4 separate regions of the Homo sapiens genome follow, and regions 2, 3 and 4 are each linked to region 1. The links are chromatin loops, found by intact Hi-C in ENCODE. Cell type or tissue: mammary epithelial cell. All regions are shown on one strand. Region 1 has its middle 3.5 kb from the start of MIR205. Region 2 has its middle 120 kb from the start of LINC01696. Region 3 has its middle 6.6 kb from the start of LINC01698. Region 4 has its middle 17 kb from the start of LINC01698.

What was found. Peaks named below come from ENCODE experiments on the same cell type or tissue, not always from the same donor. Only the 100,000 strongest peaks of a DNase experiment are listed, where the experiment ranks them.
Region 2: a loop joins it to region 1, with 8 times the contacts of the local background. A loop is called at or near these places in 17 of 110 quality-filtered maps.
Region 3: a loop joins it to region 1, with 4 times the contacts of the local background. A loop is called at or near these places in 12 of 110 quality-filtered maps.
Region 4: a loop joins it to region 1, with 9 times the contacts of the local background. A loop is called at or near these places in 13 of 110 quality-filtered maps.

The regions. Positions count from the first base shown.
Region 1 is chr1:209,433,122-209,438,121 of GRCh38, forward strand. No RefSeq gene overlaps it. Among named protein-coding and RNA genes, the nearest start is that of MIR205, 3.5 kb to the left of the region's middle. RefSeq lists enhancers at 1-450, 451-1,050, 1,649-2,246. In mammary epithelial cell, a CTCF peak has its summit at 2,754 (motif pointing left); DNase peaks (open chromatin) are centred at 340, 730, 1,120 and 2,720; H3K4me3 peaks cover 118 bases; H3K27ac peaks cover 2,759 bases.
Region 2 is chr1:209,200,613-209,205,612 of GRCh38, forward strand. No RefSeq gene overlaps it. Among named protein-coding and RNA genes, the nearest start is that of LINC01696, 120 kb to the right of the region's middle. RefSeq lists an enhancer at 1,966-2,465. In mammary epithelial cell, a CTCF peak has its summit at 2,405 (motif pointing right); no DNase peak of the experiment used is centred here.
Region 3 is chr1:209,362,947-209,367,946 of GRCh38, forward strand. No RefSeq gene overlaps it. Among named protein-coding and RNA genes, the nearest start is that of LINC01698, 6.6 kb to the right of the region's middle. RefSeq lists an enhancer at 2,664-3,164. In mammary epithelial cell, no CTCF peak of the experiment used is centred here; a DNase peak (open chromatin) is centred at 1,985; H3K27ac peaks cover 4,268 bases.
Region 4 is chr1:209,352,398-209,357,397 of GRCh38, forward strand. No RefSeq gene overlaps it. Among named protein-coding and RNA genes, the nearest start is that of LINC01698, 17 kb to the right of the region's middle. In mammary epithelial cell, a CTCF peak has its summit at 2,107 (motif pointing left); DNase peaks (open chromatin) are centred at 2,074 and 3,194; H3K4me3 peaks cover 130 bases; H3K27ac peaks cover 2,069 bases.

The DNA.
Region 1 (5,000 bases):
TTCTCTTTACAATTCAGTGTGATTGGGTGTGCGTGTGTGTGTGTGTGTGTGTGTGTGTGTGTGTGTGTGTTACTCCATGTTTCTCCTTTTTAAGGAAGGAGAAGGTGTGGAACAAGAGAAAGTTCCTAAGTCTGAAGGAAGTCCAACCCAGTTATGAAGGGAATGCCATCCACAAGCCTTTTTTATAATTGGCCCCTGCCTCAGGTAAAGGGGTCTCCTTTAAGGAGCCAGTCTGGCTAAATTGGCAGATTCTGAACAAAGCCTGGCCCTGACAAGTCTTCAGAAAAACCGGTTTTCACCTCCAGAATGTGCCCCAGGCAGCAAAATACAATAGCTCTCCTTGGCTGAGTGGTGTTTTTCTTAGGAGCTCACTCTAAAGGAGATTCCAGCTTTGCAGATGGATACCGATCACTTGAATGGCCAAGCCCTGCCCCCCAGCCAGTGACCTCTGAGGGGGATAGGTCTCTTCACCTTCCCCCAACCCTTCCCTGGTTTTTGACCCCTGAGGGTCCCAGATTGCCAGCAGGAACTAAAAGGAATAAACCTTTCTCCAAAATATTTTTCTGTGTCAAGTTAATACAGATTTAAAACCTAGTTTCTGTCACCCCCACCCCTTCATTCCAAGACCCACAGGCAACAAAAGGATGAAGAAGCCAAGCCACAGGCATTTTTTAAAAACATGTTTACTCATAAAAATTGCGTAGCAAATCCAACTGTGGGGTGCTGTTTGTCCAGCAAACTCCTAGTTAACCAGCAAACACCTCCCATTCAAGGTCTGAAACAAGCCCTGAGATCAGAACAAAAAGCACACGACAGACACGATGTGGCACTTTTATTTGCAGCTTGGTTTGAGCCCTATGACCTGGAATCTTTTTATAGGAGATAAGTGCTTGTGTATTTATGTGCCACCTGGCCCAGGTGGAGGCAGGAACCAAAATGGCCAACAATGGTGACCAGAGGGTAGACTGTCAAACACTAGCCAGGGCACAATGCTGTGACTACAAAAGGTTCTACCTGATGTGCTGTTGGGTTCCCCCACACCCAAAGTCCCATGCAAATGCTATCTTCACAAGAGAGGCACAGGGCTTGGTATTTCTGGCACCAAGGTCTGAACTGCCCACTTCCTCCCACCAATGCAGCACAGATTGCTTATTCCCTCTTGCAGAAAAAGAAAGCCCCAAGCCTGGCCCAGAGCAGCTTGCCAGGGAAGCCAGTGTGTGCCCAGAGCTGGAGCAAGCTGCTCATCCATCTTCTATGTCCAACCCCCACTCTTTTATGTCTCATGTCTTCATTGCAAAGCATGACTCGCCAAAAACACAACACAGAGAAAATGGTTTCATCAAAATTCCCTTGCAACAACAACAACAACAAAATAATATTACCCTGCTTTCATTATTCACAATCTTTTATTGAGGCAAAAGGCAAATATCATTGAGCCAAACCTGGATAGACAAATATATACAACCACTGGTAATTTAATATTTTGTGCTAATGGTATACACTGTAGATACAACCCAAGAGGAGTAAATTACAATCCTATCAATAATATATCGCATCCGGGCTCCAGTTTCCCAGTACACGAGAAAATGTGTATTGGCAAAGGCTCTCCAAATATTAAAAGCCATGCATATAATGAGGCAGTGGGTACAGAAGCTAGAAACTCCCACAGGACTGTGCTGTGGTCTTTGTTATCAAGGCCCTTCGGGAGGAAATAGCCCACATCAAAGCTCCAAAACCTGATGCTAAATGCAGACATCCCATTCACATTCTCAGCCGATCTCTAGGTGAAACTTCAATCACAGAATAACCTATAATCAGGGCACCAGTTTGCAGACCGCTTGGAGCACTGCCCCAATTTGGACACCTCAGGTCTATGGTAGATGCCCAGGTTCTGCTGGGGTGACCTGTGGTGATGGACAAGGGACTCCAGAGAGTCCCAGTACAGCTGGCAATATCTGAGAGACCATGTGGCTTTGGAGCAGCCTCCCCAACTTGTATGTGATCCTCCAAAAGAAAAGTGGGAGGAAAAAAAGGCAAGTACTGATGACAGGCAAGGAGCCAACGAACTGCAAAGGGAGACAGATTTACTTTGAAATTTAAAATGCCCCACTTACTAAATTTTTGTCAGTGGATCCAAATTCCCTTACTCCCCACTGCAAGAGAAGCAAATGACAGTCTTACCTAAGAGCAGAGAGGAAATATTTCTACCACAGTAACACTAGTAATCTGGACAAATAAGGTTAATGTGGGCAAGAGGGCTAGTTAGTGCCACAGTCACATGCTGGTACTCCCTTGATTCAGGGGATATTTGAGGAAACTTACAAGGCAGAAGGGGCAGTCTCTTTCTTGTCTCTTTTTCACTCAGCCCCTGGAAGAAAAAGGAGAGGCCGAGGAGGGAAGGGAGGCTGTCAGGGTCTCTCAGGCAAAAGGAACAGGAGGCAGACAGCAGCCCCAACCTCAAGCTCAGAGATGAAAAGCCCTGGCCAGACACCAGTTCATTAGTGGAAATAAAAGCTTCCTAAATTGCAGGGAACTGGCTGGGCTTTCTGGAGAGACACCTACACATCAAAGAAAAATAATGTGAAAAATTCTCTTTGTCTGGGGACAAGAAGCAGCATCTGGGAGTCTCGTCATAGCCTCCCTCCCTCCTCCCCACAATCTCTCCACCATCCGCCTTCAAATCCTGGGAACCTTTTGGAGGGGTGAAGATGGCCATTTTTCCTGCTGCCTGTCAGATAGCAGGGACCGGTGGGACACCTGGTGGGCAGTGGGGGAAATACAGCCACATTGGACCTCAACGTCACTACCCAGGTCTAGAGAGACCTGTGTATTCTGAGATCATGGGAAAAAACAAGGAAGGCATCTTTCTAGGGGATGTGACATTGAAGTGGACTTTAAATGTAGTAGCAATTGACTTAAATTTCTGCTATTTTCAATTGTGTTTGGGAAGAGATGGGTGGCTCAGAATAAATATAAATAAATAGAATCCATAGATAAACAAATACACACTATAATGTTTAATGCAATTCCCACATTATTTAAACTTTACTTAAAGTCGCATTGAAAATAGACACTATCCCAGTGGACTCACCAAGCCAAACACCTGGAAGAAGTTCCCTGAAGATAATCCATAGACGAGAAACTCTCACCAAAGATAATGGAACATTGACTGCTCAAGGAGAATACTGAGGAATTTCTTATTTGCACCCAAGAGGTTGCCAAGAGCAGCCCAAAGCTTCTGAGTCAGCATGTGAAGTGGTTAAGAGGGGATCAAATTAGATCTGCTGCCAATTTGATATGGCTGTGGGACTTTGGGCCAGCCACTTAACCTCTCTAAGACCCAATTTCCTTATCTGTCAAATAGAAATAATGATAATAATAGCAAGTACTTACTAAGAGCCAGACACTGCATGCTTTGTGTATATTAAATCATTTAATGTCTCCAGCCATTTTAAGGTATGACTGATATTTCTGTTTTATGGAGGAGAGAGGGTAAGGGACCAGCCCAAGATCACATAGCCTGCGAGTGGCAAAGCTAAGATCCAACCTGGGCTCCCTGACTCTGGAGTTCACACTTGGAGCTACTACTCTATCCGATCTCTTAATGATAGCATGAGAATTAGGTAAGATAATGCATGCAAACATGTTAGCAAGTGCCTAGGCCTAGTAAATTTCTTGCACTCAAAAATATTATTGATGATGGTAATCTCAGTATCAAGTAAAAGTATCTTCGAGAAGCTTGTCTAGTGCCCACTCAGCTGGAATAAGTAAGCATAGGCACACCTTTGGCTGCCAGAAATCCAGCATTAAACTTACTGTGCCATTTAGTCACACCTTCAGGCCAACCTTAACTTTTATCACAATTATCTCCTCCTCCCATCACCTTCCTTTTAGGAGAGTTTTCATTGCTTTGTTTACCTTTACATTTAGTATATGTATCATACTGTAGGAGCCTTGAGAGTTTTCTTTTTTAAAATTGTCATAAGATCAATGAGAAAGATACAACAATTTTTCCAGGGTAAGTGCCATTTCAAATTTTTACTTTATTTTTCTGAAGGCAGGTGAAAAGTACTGGTGAGAAAGAAGCTGGTGAAGAGCTAATAAAGAAAAAAAAAGTTGGTTTTTTGTTTGTTTGTTTTGTTTTTGTTTTTTGTTTTCTTTTTTGAGATGGAGTCTCACCCTGTCATCCAGGCTGGAGTACAGTGGCATGATCTCGGCTCACGGCAACCTCCTACTCCTGGGTTCAAGCGATTCTCCTGTCTCAGCCTCCCAAGTAGCTGGGACTACAGGCATACACCATCATGCCCGGCTAATTTTTGTATTTTTAGTAGAGATGGGGTTTGGCCATGTTGGCCAGGCTGGTCTCGGACTCCTGATCTCAGGTGATCTGCCTGCCTTGGCCTCCCAAAGCGCTGGGATTACAGGTGTGAGCCACTGTGCCTGGCCAAAAAGAAAATTCTGAGCACATAAGAAAGTAGAAGAATCAATAGAAATCAAGCAAGAAATAGCAAACCAGTGATCAGGGAGGAGGATGCAATCATGTTGCTGTGGCGTGGGCACTGAGCTTAGCAATGGAGAAGCAGCTTCTTGATGAAGCCCCATCCTGTGGGTTCCATCAAAGAAATTTCCAAAGTTGAGGCAGCTCTGACACCAGGAGTGTCATCCCCAGACTGGAGGTCACTCCCCAAGACCTTTCAGAGATGAGACTGGGGACCGTTATGTCACCTGGACCCCTTGGACACCTGGCTTCATATTACCACTCCCTCCTTTAAGTATCCAGCTAATTTTAAAGTATGAAGTTCTTGGCTGGAGAACACTCACCTGGCAAAGTTGCCAACATGAGGGAGATCCTCACCTGAAAATAGACAAAAAGCAGGCCAAAGGAGAAACTAAGACATTTTACGGAATGAGTTCCTTTTGTCTCATTACCTTACCCTGTGACCATCTGCCTTCTAAGAAGGAAGAAAGCCTTGAACAAAGAAAGTGTCCCTTTTAATAAC
Region 2 (5,000 bases), 230 kb before region 1:
GTACATAGAAAGTATTCAATAAATGCTAGCTCTTATCAGTGACTTCAACATTCTGATTGAGCACTCAAGTCCCTGGAATAAAATAGCACAGTAAGACAGGTGCAGTAGCTCATGCCTGTAATCTTAGCACTCTGGGAGGTGGAGGCAGGAGGAATCACTTGATTCCAGGAGTTCGAGACTAGCCTGGGCAACATAGCAAGACTCCAGTCTCAACCAAAAAATTAAAAATTAGCCAGGTGTGGTGGCACACACCTGTGGTCCTAGGTACTCAGAAGGCTGAGGTGGGAGGATTGCTTAAGCCCAGGAGTTTGAGGCTGCAGTGAGCTATGATCACACCACTGCACTCCAGCCTGGGCAACAGAGTGAGACCCTGTCTTTAAATAAACTAACAAATAAAATGGTGCATCTGCACACAACCTCCCATATTCTTTAAATCACTTCTAGGTTACTTATAATAACGCAATATAAATGCTATGTAAATAGCTGTTACACTGTATTTTTAAATTTGTATTATTTTTAATTGTAGTATTATCATTTTATTGGGTTTAAAACAAATATTTTTGATCCAAGTTTGGTTGAATCCACAGATGCAGAACTTGTGGCTATGGAGGGCTGACTGTCCTTAAATTACTAAGTTAAAAAGATTTTTAAAAATTTAAATAAATGCTAGATCTGCAGTTGTTGTTGTCGCCTTTCAATGGTAAACTGCTGTTACTTACAACGCTTCTGACACTAAATTTGTGTGTTTTTTTTTTTTTTTTTTCCTGACACTATCCAATTCTCTAAGCATCTGGACATCAACTGGTTGCCCTTCATCCCAACTCAAGTCAGACAGTAACTACGCAGAGTTTGATAATTTGCTGGAATGGCTCACAAAGTGAGGGAAATATTTACTTACGTTGACTGGTTTATTATAAAGGAATAAAGGATACAAATGAAAAGCCAAATAAAGAGATACATAGGGTGAAGTCCAGAGGGTCCCGAGCACAGGAGTTTCTCTGCCCCCAAGGAGTTGGGGCACATCACCCTCCCAGTATGTGGATGTATTCACCAACTCGAAAGCTCTCAGAGTATTATTATTTAGGTCTTTCACAGATGTTCCATGAAGTAGGTATGATTGATTAAATTATTGGCTATTGGTGATTGAGCTCAATCTCCATCCCCCCCTCCACTCCTAGAGGTTGAGGGATGGGGCTGAAAACCAAATCTCTAATCACATGGTTGGTTCCTCTGGAAATCCACCCCATCCTGAAGCTATCTAGGTGCCCACCTATAGTCATTTCATTAGCATAAACTCAGGAATAGTTGAAAGAGGCTTGTTATGAATTACAAAAGATGTGCCTATTATCCTTATCACTGAGGAGTTTTAGAAGCTCTCTGCCAGGAACAGGAGAGAAAGACCAAATATTTATTTCTTATTAGTGGTTGTCCAACTCTTCCTGGGAAGCTCAGATATGCTGCAGGTGCTGAGTCTACCATACAGGAGAGAAGGCAGTGCCAGACTGGCAGTACAGGACATCCTAAAGTGAAATATTTGTCAAGATGGACTGAGACCACTGAAGGTGGGTCCCCTGTCTTCAAAAGCTATAGGTGCCCCAAAGGTATGATTATCATTCAGCACAACCTCCCGGAGTGAGGGGTTAAGGGAGGGGAGGATTTTATATTCTGTTTGCAACCTCCTGGGCATCCTCCTTCTCCCTCTTCAGTCCTTTGTCTGTTTACTCATCAGAGCCCAAAAAGGAACAGGGAAGCAATCTGGTATTATGACTATAACTGTTTATGTTTCTTAATATTATAATCATCATCCAGATCATTTCTGTTGTTATTCTTACTTAATGTCTAAACGGCCCACAGGGCTCTCAAGATGTACACAGTGGAGATGCCGGTTAAAACTGTGGTGGGGCCTGGCCGGGCGCGGTGGCTCAAGCATGTAATCCCAGCACTTTGGGAGGCCGAGGTGGGCAGATCACGAGGTCAGGAGTTCGAGACCAGCCTGACCAACATGGTGAAACCTCGTCTCTACTAAAAATACAAAAATTAGCTGGGCGTGGTGGCACGCACCTATAATCCCAGCTACTCAGGAGGCTGAGGCAGGAGAATCACTTGAACCCTGGAGATGGAGGTTGCAGTGAGCCGAGATCACATCACTGCACTCCAGCCTGGGCGACAGAGCAAGACTTCATCTCCAAAAAAAAAAAAAAAATTGTGGTGGGGCCTGAAGTCAGGCCCCTGGGCTGGCAGAAGCAGCAATGACAGTCAGTCTCACTCACTCACTGCACCGTGGGCTTCCACCCACAGCTCCTCATTCCTAATGCCAGCCCTTCTCAGAAATGATCTGTAAGTGATCTGTAAGTCCTTTCTCAGGGACTTAAGGGAATTGCAAATTTATTCTCCTGCCACTAGGTGGCAGGCAACACGATGTGCATTTTCCAAGGAAGATATTAACGACAGTCATAAACGGTCCCCCTCTGTCTCCAAGTATTTATTCCCTATAATAAAGTCAGTAAATCTCAAGCTCATTTCTGATTGCAAGCCCAACTTGCTCCATCTGAGAGCACCCCAGGACTGCCTGCTGTAATGTCTGCCATTCAGGGATTCATAATCACAACTCTGATAATAGCAAATCCTTGTGTCTATGGCATTTTATAGTTTACAAAGCACTGTAGGGTTGGTAAAGCTCTTTTGCATGCAGGATCTTATTTGACAAGTGAATGTACATACACACCAAGCCCAGCCATAATGCAACTTCATTATACTGATGAACAATGCATACACAATGTCCTGCTGATCCATTTGCATCCACTTTATATGGAAACAGTTGCTACAGAAGGTCTTGGAACCAATGGCAGTATTTTAAGGTACTCAACTAGTGATAGGCATCACTTCAGCTCAGTGTCTCTGGGACCACCATGGGGAGGTCAGCAGCTGAAAGGCCAAAGCTTTTGGGCTGGGCACGACGGGTACAGCATCTCCTCATTTGGTCTAGTAATGCCACATCATAGAGGTCTGGTTTGTTCTTTTTTCACAAACAAGAACCAGCTACATCTTGTCATTTGCATATAGCCAGCATGAGTTAAGTCACCCTTGCACTCTGGAATAAATTAATTCGTTCAAGAAGGGAATGAATCCTGTATATGTGAGTGTGTGTGTGGCGTGGTGGCGGGGGGGCGGATTTGGGGGGATTGAGGGTAAGAGAATTGAAAATCCACTTGTCTGAGATTATTTTCATCTGTCTCGCAGTTTTATAACTCTTTCTGAAAAGGTCTGATTCCTTTTATTAACAATTGTGAAGGCTTTTCTCCCAGGCTGAATTTAAGAGGCCAACTCTGCATAGGCAGATAGTGATACATTGCAGAGCTCATCGTTTTCTGTTGTGAACTACAAATGGCACACGTTTGTATTTCATAAAATCAGCATAAAAGCAAAAAATGTATTGGCTTGGAGAGTGAGTTTGTCCATCAATGTAATATTCCTATTAGTGCAGCTCTTCAGCTGTGGAAAAAAACCACATTGTATTCCAATAATTAAATAGAGCAGGTGAGTGTTAGGACTTCCACATTAGAAACTCTCTAGTTACACATTGCATATATTTTATTATAGGGCTGGAGGGAAATGAATTTTGCATAATTTTCCGAAAATCCTCACTGCATGTGGAGGCTACAGAAAGCCATGGCTGTTCCCTTAGACTGATGTTTAATCAAGTCCCTTCCTCTCCAACCGGCCACTGAGATGATGCTGTTCAGTCTCCCTGGGTCACCCACTGTCCCAGGCCTCTCAGTGCCAGTCTCAGATACCTCTGGTAACATGACTTGCTATTTCAGAATGCAAGTTGCATAGCAGGTGCAAATTCTGTGATGGAACTTGCAGAATGGACAGAGCAAAATCTCACCAGTTTCATTTCATCTGTGCCCAAAGCAGACTTTATAAAGCAATAAAGACTGAATGTCTAAGGACTTAAAAGAAATGTGCTGTGTTATCATCAATTTATGAAACTCCCACAAGGAAGCAGGCATGATACAAAACATACAAATTGTATCGTTGTTGCCTCTGGAAGTTTAAATGGCAAAGTACAAAATGTTGAAATTGGATATTACTTCTGTCTCACCTCTTTCCTCTCTCTCCCTAACCTTTTTTTAAATTTTCTCTTTTGCCTTTGAGTTTGAAGGGTTCCCTCTGGCGACTAGAGCTTGGCGAAGACTCTGAGTGTAATATCGTAGAAGACACCGAGGTGTGAGCCACTTCTAAATACTGGGTCGGGGCTAGGGCCACGAGAGGGGAGTGGCGAGAAGTGTGTGTGTGTGTGTGTGTGTGTGTGTGTGTGTGTTGAACAAAGGGGTGCAAGTTAAATGGGGCTAAAAAAGAAGGAAAACAGATGGAGATATTGACTAGGCTGTGTTCACTTTGTTTCTGCGATACATCCTCCCTCCCTACCTCCACATTACCATCCAACCCTTTGGGAATTACTGGCCACAAGGACCTTTCCCTGCTTTTGGACATAAGCCTCATACTCATTGCACAAACTCTCCTCTGTGTTTAGAATGTGTCAGGCATTACGGAAGCAAGGATGACAAGGGCATGGCTCCCACTCTTGACAAGATCCTAATCGTGTGCTGAAGACAATTCTGCCATCCCAGTACAGAAGAACATGTTCTACAAGGACTGAGCGAAGTGCTAAGGGAACAAATGCATCTGTTCTGAGTGTCTGGGGCAGCTTCAGAGGACAGGGGACATCTTATAAAAGGCTGAAGGAGATAAAGAAATTCTGTAGAATTCTGGGCAGAGAAGACATACACGTAGTACAAAAGCAGAAAATTGCTCAGCCTGTTTTGAGCGATGATAAATTCTGTTGAAGAATATTGAAAATAAGAGTTGTAAAAGTTGGTTTTACAACTGTTTTACAACAGTTGATCTTACTGTCAATTGCTTTATATGCTACAGTTAGCCGAGTCCTTTTAATTGCAAGTAACAATACCCAGGCTGGAGCTCAGGTTTGGGACAGG
Region 3 (5,000 bases), 70 kb before region 1:
CTTATTCCCAGGGAAGCAGCATTTTACAGCAGGGCTTAATGGTCGTAGAATGTCAAAGGGGTTTGCATATCTGGGGAGAAACAACTTGACCCACTCAAACTCGGTTAGATAAACCATGCAGCTGATGAATGAGACTGGCCCAAGCCCTCATTCCTTTCCTCTTTCTGATCTGCCTGCCTAACAATGCCAATACCCTGACTTCTGTTCCCTATGGGGGTGAGCAAGAAGCAGCAGGAGTACACCTCAGCTCCAAGAGAATATGCCACCTGAGCATACACTGTCCCCACACCGGCCAGCTCCTCCCCTTCCCCACCCCAAGCTGATGAATCGGGTTTGTTGACATTTGGGGCCTAGTCCCATGAACAAAGCTAAATTCCCTGAAGCGCGCTGTCTCCCAAGACCTTTCCCTTGAATGCTACAGCATCTGCTCCTGCCAAACCTCACTCCCATGTTCCACTTCCAAAAGGGGAAAGCATATGGGCTGCTATTTTTTGCCAAAAACTGATCAGAGAACAGAACTCAGTTCTCATAAAAATTGCACAGTACCTACTTCTCTTTCCTTGCTGACAATAAAAATGAAACTTGAGTTCAGGGAGCTATCTTTCAGGAAGGAAATATTTTTCATTCAGATCCAACTCCTAACTCTGTCAATTCTCACCTGCTCAAACATCCTGACTGCCAAGGGAAAAGACTGTAAATAACTGAAATTATAATTTTGTTAATAATTATATTTTATACACAATAATTTCTAGATATTGTCACTGAAATCCATTGATAATTTGAGAAACTTCCTTACAGAGGTAGAAAGGAATCCACAGTATTTTTTTTCTATTTTAATTACTCACTGAATACAATCTGAAAGTGTTTAATTATTAGATTTATGCCTCAAGATGAGTTCAATGGTAATTACAGGATGTCTTTTTTTATTCTAATTCCAAATAATTAAATCCCAAACACATTAGATCATTATGATTATAATTAGAATAAAGGTGTCTTACATTTGAAACCAAAGTTTGGCTTTTTGTTTAACCTTTTTTGTACCTCATCAAAGGGTAACGCCTTGGAAAGAAATCTGTTTCAATCTCTCTAATGCTGCTTTAAAAGAAAATTTTAAAAATTGTCTGCAGGAAGGCTTTTCCATTGCAATATTGGCAGGGAGAAGTGAGCACTGAGCCTTCGGGTTGCTTGAGTTTCCAAGGCATGCTGACTTTCTACTGCCATTTGTCGTCCTCGGACACAGAGAGAACTCAGAAACCAGGCAGTAAGGTGACAAAAATGCAGCGGGAATATCAAGGCAATCAAGGGAGAGGATCCGTAAAATAATCCATCACCTCCTCCCACCCCAATTTGTCAATCAATTTGGGGGTAACTTTTTCTGAGCTCCTCTACATTAAAGATAAATGGATGAAGATGGGCTGGGATTGGTTAGAGACCTTAGAGAAAGCCACACAGAGACCAGAAAATCTAAAGCAAAAATTCACAAAATAAGACCTCTGACTAAGGCTCAAAAGGTCTTTTATGCTTGGGCCCAATAACTAATTGAGAGAAAATATGCCCATATTTTTGGTTGTGTTGATAAGGCTGTTGAAACCCTTGCTAGGATGGCTCAAACAGCGTATGAAGTTAGCTTATCATCCTTCAGGTATCTTTGCACCAGGCTTTGGGATTTGGGAATGGGTAAGGGTAATACTTTGTGGTTTCAAGGGGGAGTTGCAGGATGAAGGTTCAGGAAGGAGAGGAGACACACCTTTTTAAAAAGAATAAATAAACGCATATGTCTTCCCCTGCCTGGTAGACAGGAGGAGAGCACTTGCTTATTGGAAAGCATTTGAAGGATAGGGAGGTGAGAGCCTGGGAGGAGGGAAGCAAAAAAGCTATAAAGAGAAGGCCAGAGAGCAATCCTAATACTTAGAAAAATGTCACATTAAAACCTCAGCTGCCGGTGGCTGGAGGGAAAGGAGTTCCAGACAATAGCTGAGGGGACAAGTTGAATCTTGTGTTCATTCCTGTGGTTAAAACAAGTCTGTACGACCACAAGGAAAATTCCATTCTCCTCAGACCTTAACTCCCTGCTTACCTGAGCTGCAGAGACATTTTGTTGAAAGGCTCCTTAAAGTGGGAACTGATAATGCACAAAGGCCTGGTGGCCCTCCTTCCTTAACCTTTCTTCTGTGCCTGCACCTTCACATCTTAAGAATTACCTCCTTTCCTTTGAGGGGCCTGATAACCACTTTGACTACAGTGTAAAGAATAAAGCAGGGTTCAGGAAAAGAACAAGCCCCCTCGACACCTTCCCCACTCTCCAACCACAACCTACACTCGTTTTCCAAACCCTGAGACCTGTAGATGGCAAATAAAATTTTTCACTAATTCAGTAAGTGCTTATTGAAGGCCTATAATGCTTCAAGCTCCATACTAGGCATTTACAGAAGACAACCAAAATCAAGCTATTATGAAGAATGTCCAAGTCAGGAGGCCCAAGATATATGAGATTCCATATGCTGCTGATTGTATGACAGACACAGTAAATGTTGTACATTGTGACCATTGAATGCAGTTGTTTCCCTTCCTTTTTGGGGGTTTTCATGAGTCCAGCTGACAAGTGGGCTGCCTGCTCAAATCAGTCCAGCCAAGCATTGCTCTTCCTCATCCAAAATCCCAACATCTGCTCCTTTCTTCCCTCCCATACAAGCCTTAGGTCACCTTGCTCTCCTATTAGAAGAAGGAGATTATCAATAATTGTCCTGGGTCCAGGGGAAGATGGAAAACGAGTTTCCTGTCTTAACTCCTTTGATTCCTACTTCAGCAAGTTCTGATGAACACACCTAGGAGAGGGAGAATCTACTCACAGAGGCATGGATGATGGTAAGATCAAGCATGTCCCCACAGTGAGAAAAAAATAACATCAAGAGTATAATGCTATAGGCCAGGCACGGTGGCTCATGCCTGTAATCCCAGCACTTTGGGAGGCCAAGGTGGATCACAGGTCAGGAGATGGAGACCATCCTGGCCAACATGGTGAAACCCCATCTCTACTAAAAATACAAAATTTGGCCAGGCGTGGTGGCATGTGCCTGTAATCCCAGCTACTCAGGAGGCTGAGGCAGGAGAATTGCTTGAACCAGGGAGTCACAGGTGGCAGTGAGCCAAGATCTCACTACTGCACTTCAGCCTGGTGACAGAGCGAGACTCCATCTCACAAAAAAAAAAAAAAAAAAAAGTGTAATACTATAGAAAGCAGGTATGTTTGAAAGACTGTGGCACTTAATGGAGATTGTAACTTATTTACAGTTGAACTGGGAGAGATCTGTGACTTGACGTGTCCTCTGTATTCATCTACAAAACTTTCCATACACCCCAATATGTGTTTCATAATACACAAAGAGAGCTATAGGAACTGACCAGTGCCCTCAGGGAGCTTATGGCAGTGATGTGCTGGTAAATTTTAACGATCAGTTTTTCAAGGGAAAAAAGTTCTGCTTTCTAGCTTTGGCCAATTTCCATGGTGTAAATATTCCCGCAGTGGCTGATTTTTAGAAACCAAGAAGGTATCACTGAGAGAGGAGATGGGAAGATATGTGCATAGTCAGCTCTTCCTAGGTGGTATGAGCTGGCTCCTGAACACCAGTGGCTTAAATTCTAGTATATTGATACAGATAAAGACAGGATACAAAGGCAGCACCTCCTGATCAATTGACTGATTGACATGGATGAAAAATCTTTAACCAAGACTCAAGGAAGAACATACTTTAATGGTAGCAGGGCAAATGATGCTAGGTGAACGGTATCTGACTGTATTGCCCCTTCTGGTTCCTCAGAAGCACAAAGAACCATGGGAAAGACTACAAAAACTTTGGAGAGAATCAGAATCAATCCTCCACCCTGCCTCTTAGAGAAAGGGAAACTGAGACATGCAAATGTGAAGTGCTTTAGATTGTCTTTGCTTCAAACATACCATTGTCATGGATAGTTTTGGTTTCCCTGCCATTGGGCTGAGGTATTGGGCAGAAATGTTGCCAATTAACTGCATGATTGAAACAGGAAATCATTCAGAATTCACTGGGGCTCTCCAAGCACCCGTAGAGGACAAGTGACTGTCTGTACAGCTGATGGAGAGTGGGTGAAGGTACCACCAGCATGAAGGCACAGACTCTGTCTGAATTTCTTATTCAGTAACTTGCCCCAGACGTAAGCCTTCCTGTAGAATAGAAACAAACTGAAAAGTCTGCCAGGCTCTGGCTGGCTTAGCCTTTGAATCATTGGTGAGAAATAAGCTCTGTCTAGGAAGGGAAAAAAAATACATTCCCCTGTGAAGAAACCCAGCAGTAATTTTCTGGGCGGGAGAACTACTGCTGCATCTCTTGGGCAAATGTAATGGGATAGCAAAGTCTTTGGTGCTGAGGAAGCTCCAGCTCCTTTCTGCCTGTAATTCATGATCCCTGAGACAATTATGAGCAATGAAAAGGCATAAGTCAAAGGAACATCGAGCATAGCTAGATTTAGGAAAATAACACATTACATTTAAATATCCATATATATTTAATCTGTGTTTAATAATGCAAGGAATGCATTAGTCAAGGCTTAGGCAGATTACACATTTACGTTAGTTACAGAACAGCCTGGCCCTCTGATGTTCCCCAGCCTTGGCGCCACAGGAATGAAAACTTCTGGAGGAATGGAGCGTGTCATTGCAAACCTGGGGCACTGCGGAAATGCAAATGGAGAAATTGCAAAGGTCATCACAAAGTCAGGCTTGCTGCAGAAGATAGCACTGTGGGTGAACAGGAGATACCCAAAGCTCCAGCTTCTGGACTGACTTACTCCATTTGCTACCTTCTGTAAGGCACGGCTGGGGGTAGGAAGTAATGTCATAGAGAAACAGAGGGACCAGACTCTCTATTCCAGCTGTTGTTTTATCTCAGATTTTCTCTCCTATGCTTAGACTTTAAGCCTAGATGACCAGATGGAGAATGGCTGCCCAGGCCGCTAGGGAAAATCAG
Region 4 (5,000 bases), 81 kb before region 1:
CAGTATGTAATGGCAAATACCACTTTACCCCCGACTTTCCCTCAAGGAGCTTACTGTCAAGATGAGAAGACAGGGCAATGCTTCAAGTCACAAGTGGTGACCCTAGTTTGCCTGACCTTCATCAATAGATAGGTGGGATGACACAGAGTCACTTGGACCTAAGGATGTCCTGAAAAGGCCCAGTGAGAATTCATCAAGCCTCCGGTGTGTACTCATTTTTTGTTAGTGTTGGGCAAATGGACTGTTTGCAGAACATTATCTTAAAGCCAATTAACATCTTAGTGGTCAAAGGAATTTTCCATTTGCCTCTTGGATATCCAATCCCAGTCCTCGCAAGAGGAAATTTCAATGCCTACAAAAGCATAATGTTCAATATAGCACTGGAATTTAAACCTGAACTTCACTGTCAAAATGTAATATTGTCATCCTTTGCATTGCGGAATTATTTCTACTTTATAAAGAGTGTTCTATTTGGAGACTATCTCATCTTCATAGAATTTAGCCATAGAATCAATTTCCAAATATAATTTATTAACCTCAATTTACACATGAAGTAACTGAGGTCCAGAAAAGTTGTTCAAGACCACACAAAAATGGTGAGCAGAGGCAGGCCTCAGACCCAGGGCCCTCCAACTCCCTATCCAGGCAGGGATATGAATGTGTCAACTGCAGTCATCTGACATCAAGGTAAGAGGATGTGATTAATGGCTGTTTGCCAAGTATCCACAGATCCTAGGAGAAAAACACATTATACAAGTGCAACATATTAAGCTAATTAGTACAAGGGAAATTCCTTGAAGATGGCATTTCAATCAGAAGCTCTCTTTAGAGGTTCCCCAAACAGTAGGTAGCTCTGTAAAGCCAGTTTTTCCCGTGGTGCAGAAATCATAACCACAGTTTGGTCATGCATCTCGCTCAACACAGAGACCTGAATAGAATAAGAAACTGCTTTCAACTCACAGCGAGATGGGTTAGAGACTGAACATTTGCCCTAAACCTGCTTCACTGTAAATAAAACCAAGCTTTAACTCCAACTAAGGCTGGGTACTCTGGACAGGGGAGATAATGTAGAAATAATTGACGGTGATTTCCAGGAGAGATGGGGGCAAATAAAGGAATGTTTGTTGAATACCTACTGTGTGCTAGGCATTTTGCATGGATCCTAGCACTTCGTACTCACCACATCTTATGAGGAAAGGACGATTGTATTCTTCTAAAGGATGAGGTGGTCTTGCAGAGGTTAACAAATGTGCTCTAGGTCACATAGGCAGTAAGTAGCAGGCTCCCAACCTGCATCCAAGTACATCTGACCAAAAGCCCACGTTTTTCCCATTCTCAAGTCTAAGACAAGCCAGTCATTGAGATGATGCTGAGAAAGAACAGAGTCACATCTTAGAGAGAAATTTACCTCTGGCCATAATTTTCCACAGTAGGACCAGCTATATAACATATATGGAGCCCAGTACAAAGTAAATATGAAGGACTCCTTGTTCAAGAAGTATTAAGAATTTCAAGACAGTGACAGCAGAATATGAAATCAAAGATAGGGACCTGCTGAACACCAGGCAACGTACAACTGCACAGATTGTATGGCTATGAAGCTGGCGCTGCACCACTGAATCTGAAGGAATGAACAAGTGAGAAGGCAAGAGTCTTGGAGTTGGGGATGAATCTGGAAATTCATCCTCTGAAACAACTTCTGTGTGGTCCACAAGAGCCTCATATCTCACCAAGGACCTATTCACACACGTGTGAGCACGCGCGCGCGAGCGCACACACACATACAGGCACACGCGCTGCCTAGGGGAACTCACAGATCAAGACTGATAAAAATTACACGGCAAGGCCCTGGGGGCAATTGGAATCCTTTTTCTAATCTCGGGAAAATTCGAAATAGCATCCCGGTGACACAGCGAATGAGAGAACATCACCCCTATTGCAGCTGTCACTTGTATCTGCAATCTGGTGAATTATAGAGATTAGCCACGTCCAAGAATTACTGCACTTTTTGCATGGTTCTGTGCATGGCCCTTCTTAAGGTGGAATTGCTCAGGTTTGTACTCAGCCTCTGGAGAAGACTTAGGAAGTTCCGTGCTGCCACCTAGTGTTCAGAAGCAGGTGCAGGAGAAACCGCTGAAGGCCTCACTACTTCTGTAGGGGCTGGAGCCTTCCCAGAAGCCACGTAGAAGAACGCTGCAAAGCTTTCCTGGGCCTCAGGCAAGCTTATTTTAGAGGTCGCATCCTGCATTACTTCAAAGACACTAAAATGCACCCACATCCCACACTAAATAAATTTACATGTAGCTAAGAGTTGAGTTGCTTTTGAGTTAGTTGGCATGTTTTGTAGACAGTAGTTAAACATTGGTTTTCTTTTTGAATTATGGAGCCAATGTGAGGGTTTTTTGTTGTTGTTGTGGGGAGGAGGGCTTTTTCATATTTTCCTAAGAAAAATATTTGAAAAGCTCCTCGGCCCTAAGCTTGGTGCCTTTACTGGCCGCTACAGTAAGTAGACAGGAAAGCAGAGGAAGGCCATAGAAGAGAAAACATTGGCGATATTTGCATCTGGTTGCCTCTGGGGATCAGTCCACTACAAGCACTAGTCTTTAGTTATGTCCATGTAAAGTTGCAGCCTTGGGCTGCTGAATTTATGTAGAAGAGTCACAGGCAAACTGTGGCCAGGATCTATCACAACTTAGTATCAAGATTGTTTTTTATTTTATTTTATTTTTATTTTTTTGAGATGGAGTCTCGCTCTGTCACCCAGGCTGGAGTGCAGTGGCACAGTCTCGGCTCACTGCAAGCTCCGCCTCCCGGATTCAAGCGATTCTCCTGCCTCAGCTTCCTGAGTAACTGGGATTAAAGGCATGCACCACCACCACACCCGACTAATTTTTGTATTTTTAGTAAAGATGGGGTTTCGCCATGTTGATCAGGCTGTTCTCCAACTCCTGACCTCAAGTGATCTGCCTGCCTCACCCTCTGAAAGTGCTGGGATTACAGGTGTGAGCCACCGTCCCCGGCCCCAAGATTTTATTTTAAAATAACAAAAACAAGAAACTCCTGGTCAGGTGTGCTGCCTAATGCAATTCCCAGAAAAGGCCCCTGTCCTCCCACAGCTCTGTGAGCTGCTGACAGGCAAGAAGCCAATGACAAGTTTCATGTCCTTCCTTCCCTGAATCCCTCCAGGGAATGAAGAGAAGAGGGTGTGGAGAATGACTTTTAATTACATCAGACCATAAATGCTGAAACCCCTTGCACAGCTCTTGGAACAGAGACACAACATGCAAATGTTAATCCCCTGCTTCTCCCGCCTGGATTGTGCCTCTGCTTAGCAGGGACGGGCAACTCCTTGGTATACGAGCACAGAGGCAAAACCAGGAGGTGCAAACATAACCAGCTTCATTTAAATGAGGACAAACTGGAGCAGGAAAAGAACCGGCAAATTCATGTTGGAAGAAGCTAGAGCGGGCATAGCTAGCAGCCTGCTCTCTCGCACAGCTGAAGGAAATCTATGTGGATCACCTTGTTACTTATGGATGGGTTTTATAATCCTGCACCTTTGTGGATTTAAGATTTCTGTAGATTTAGGGCAGGGTTTTATTCTACCAATTAGTCTTTCTTTTCCTCCCTCCCATTATGTGTTCTTCAAGCTCTTTAATTTTATCTTCAACTGCACTGGCCGAGACCGTTTCCCCCATTAACTATTTGTGATCACAGTTTACTGCAAGCCTGCTTGACCCAGCTTATATCTAAGGATTATGGGGTCATGTGATTCAGAGTTGGGAGAGAATAGAATCCAACTCCCTCCAGAGCCAGAGTCTTCTTCCCAAGGCTCTTTCAGACCCTGCCTCAGTTCTACTTCTTCAACAAGGAGGTTGTCACTTTCTGAGGAAGGCTGCTTCCTTTCAGTGGTAAAGAAGCACATCTGCAAGAAAGTTCTTTCTTCTCCTATCCCTTTAAGATTTAAACCAAGATGAGTGAGTGATGCTGTGTTTGGGAGTAGGCATTTGACTCCTTTCTGACACCACTGGGAGCCCCACACGGCCTTGGGCCTTGGCGGATTCCACAGGGAACTGACAACATTCTTTGGAGAGACACTGAAACAACCAGCCCCACTCTATCCTCTCGAAATGCCTCCAAGGATCCCAGACTTTTGTGAAAGGAGGTAGTCGAAGGACTCTAGGGACGCTTGAGCCTAGAAGACGATGAACAACCTCTTTCTTACACTTGAGTCAGGGCTCAGTTCTGCTCTGAGATCCTGCAACTCTTCTTTGTAGACACCAGCCAATGGCACTCTTGAAATTTTTGAAAACAGGATCCTACAGAGACTTGTGTGTATATCTCCACAGACCAAGTATTAAACTACCACTTCAGCGCCATGGTTCTTTGTGATTTTAAATGTGGGTGAGTGGGTGTCCAAGTGCTGAAACCTCAATTCTAGGCTTCTGAAATCTAGAAGGAATAACCATCTGAGTGTGAAGGAAAGAACACAATTTCTTTAAACTCTACACCAGCTGCACAAAAAGAGAGAAGAAAACTAGAAAATTAGCCCTGAGTTTCTGCATCAGGTGGAAGGTCAGCTTCAGAGAGTAGACTGTAGCTCCTGGAATTTGATCCTTCTATTCAAAAGCAAGTGACTGTGGGCTGAGTAGCTCCTGGGCTTGGTGCTACTCAAGGGATATAGGAATGCGCAAGGTAAGCACAGATCCCTAGCATTCCCAAGTTTAAAGAGAAGGAAACAATTAAACAACTAAAAATAGTCTCGAAACCAACTTTACGGAGTAGTGATTCTTCATAAGGAGGATCTCTTAGCCTACTGCTGATTGTGCACATTCCCCAACTTTAACTATGGCCTAAGAAAGATTGTCCCTAAACCAAAAGCTCTTCCATGTCCTACTCCTCCTCCACCCAGCAGAGCCCGATAGAGGGCGGTGATTTTACAGGCCTGAGAAACGTGTTGTGCTCATTTTCTACTGCTGCTGTAACAAATTGCCACAAAT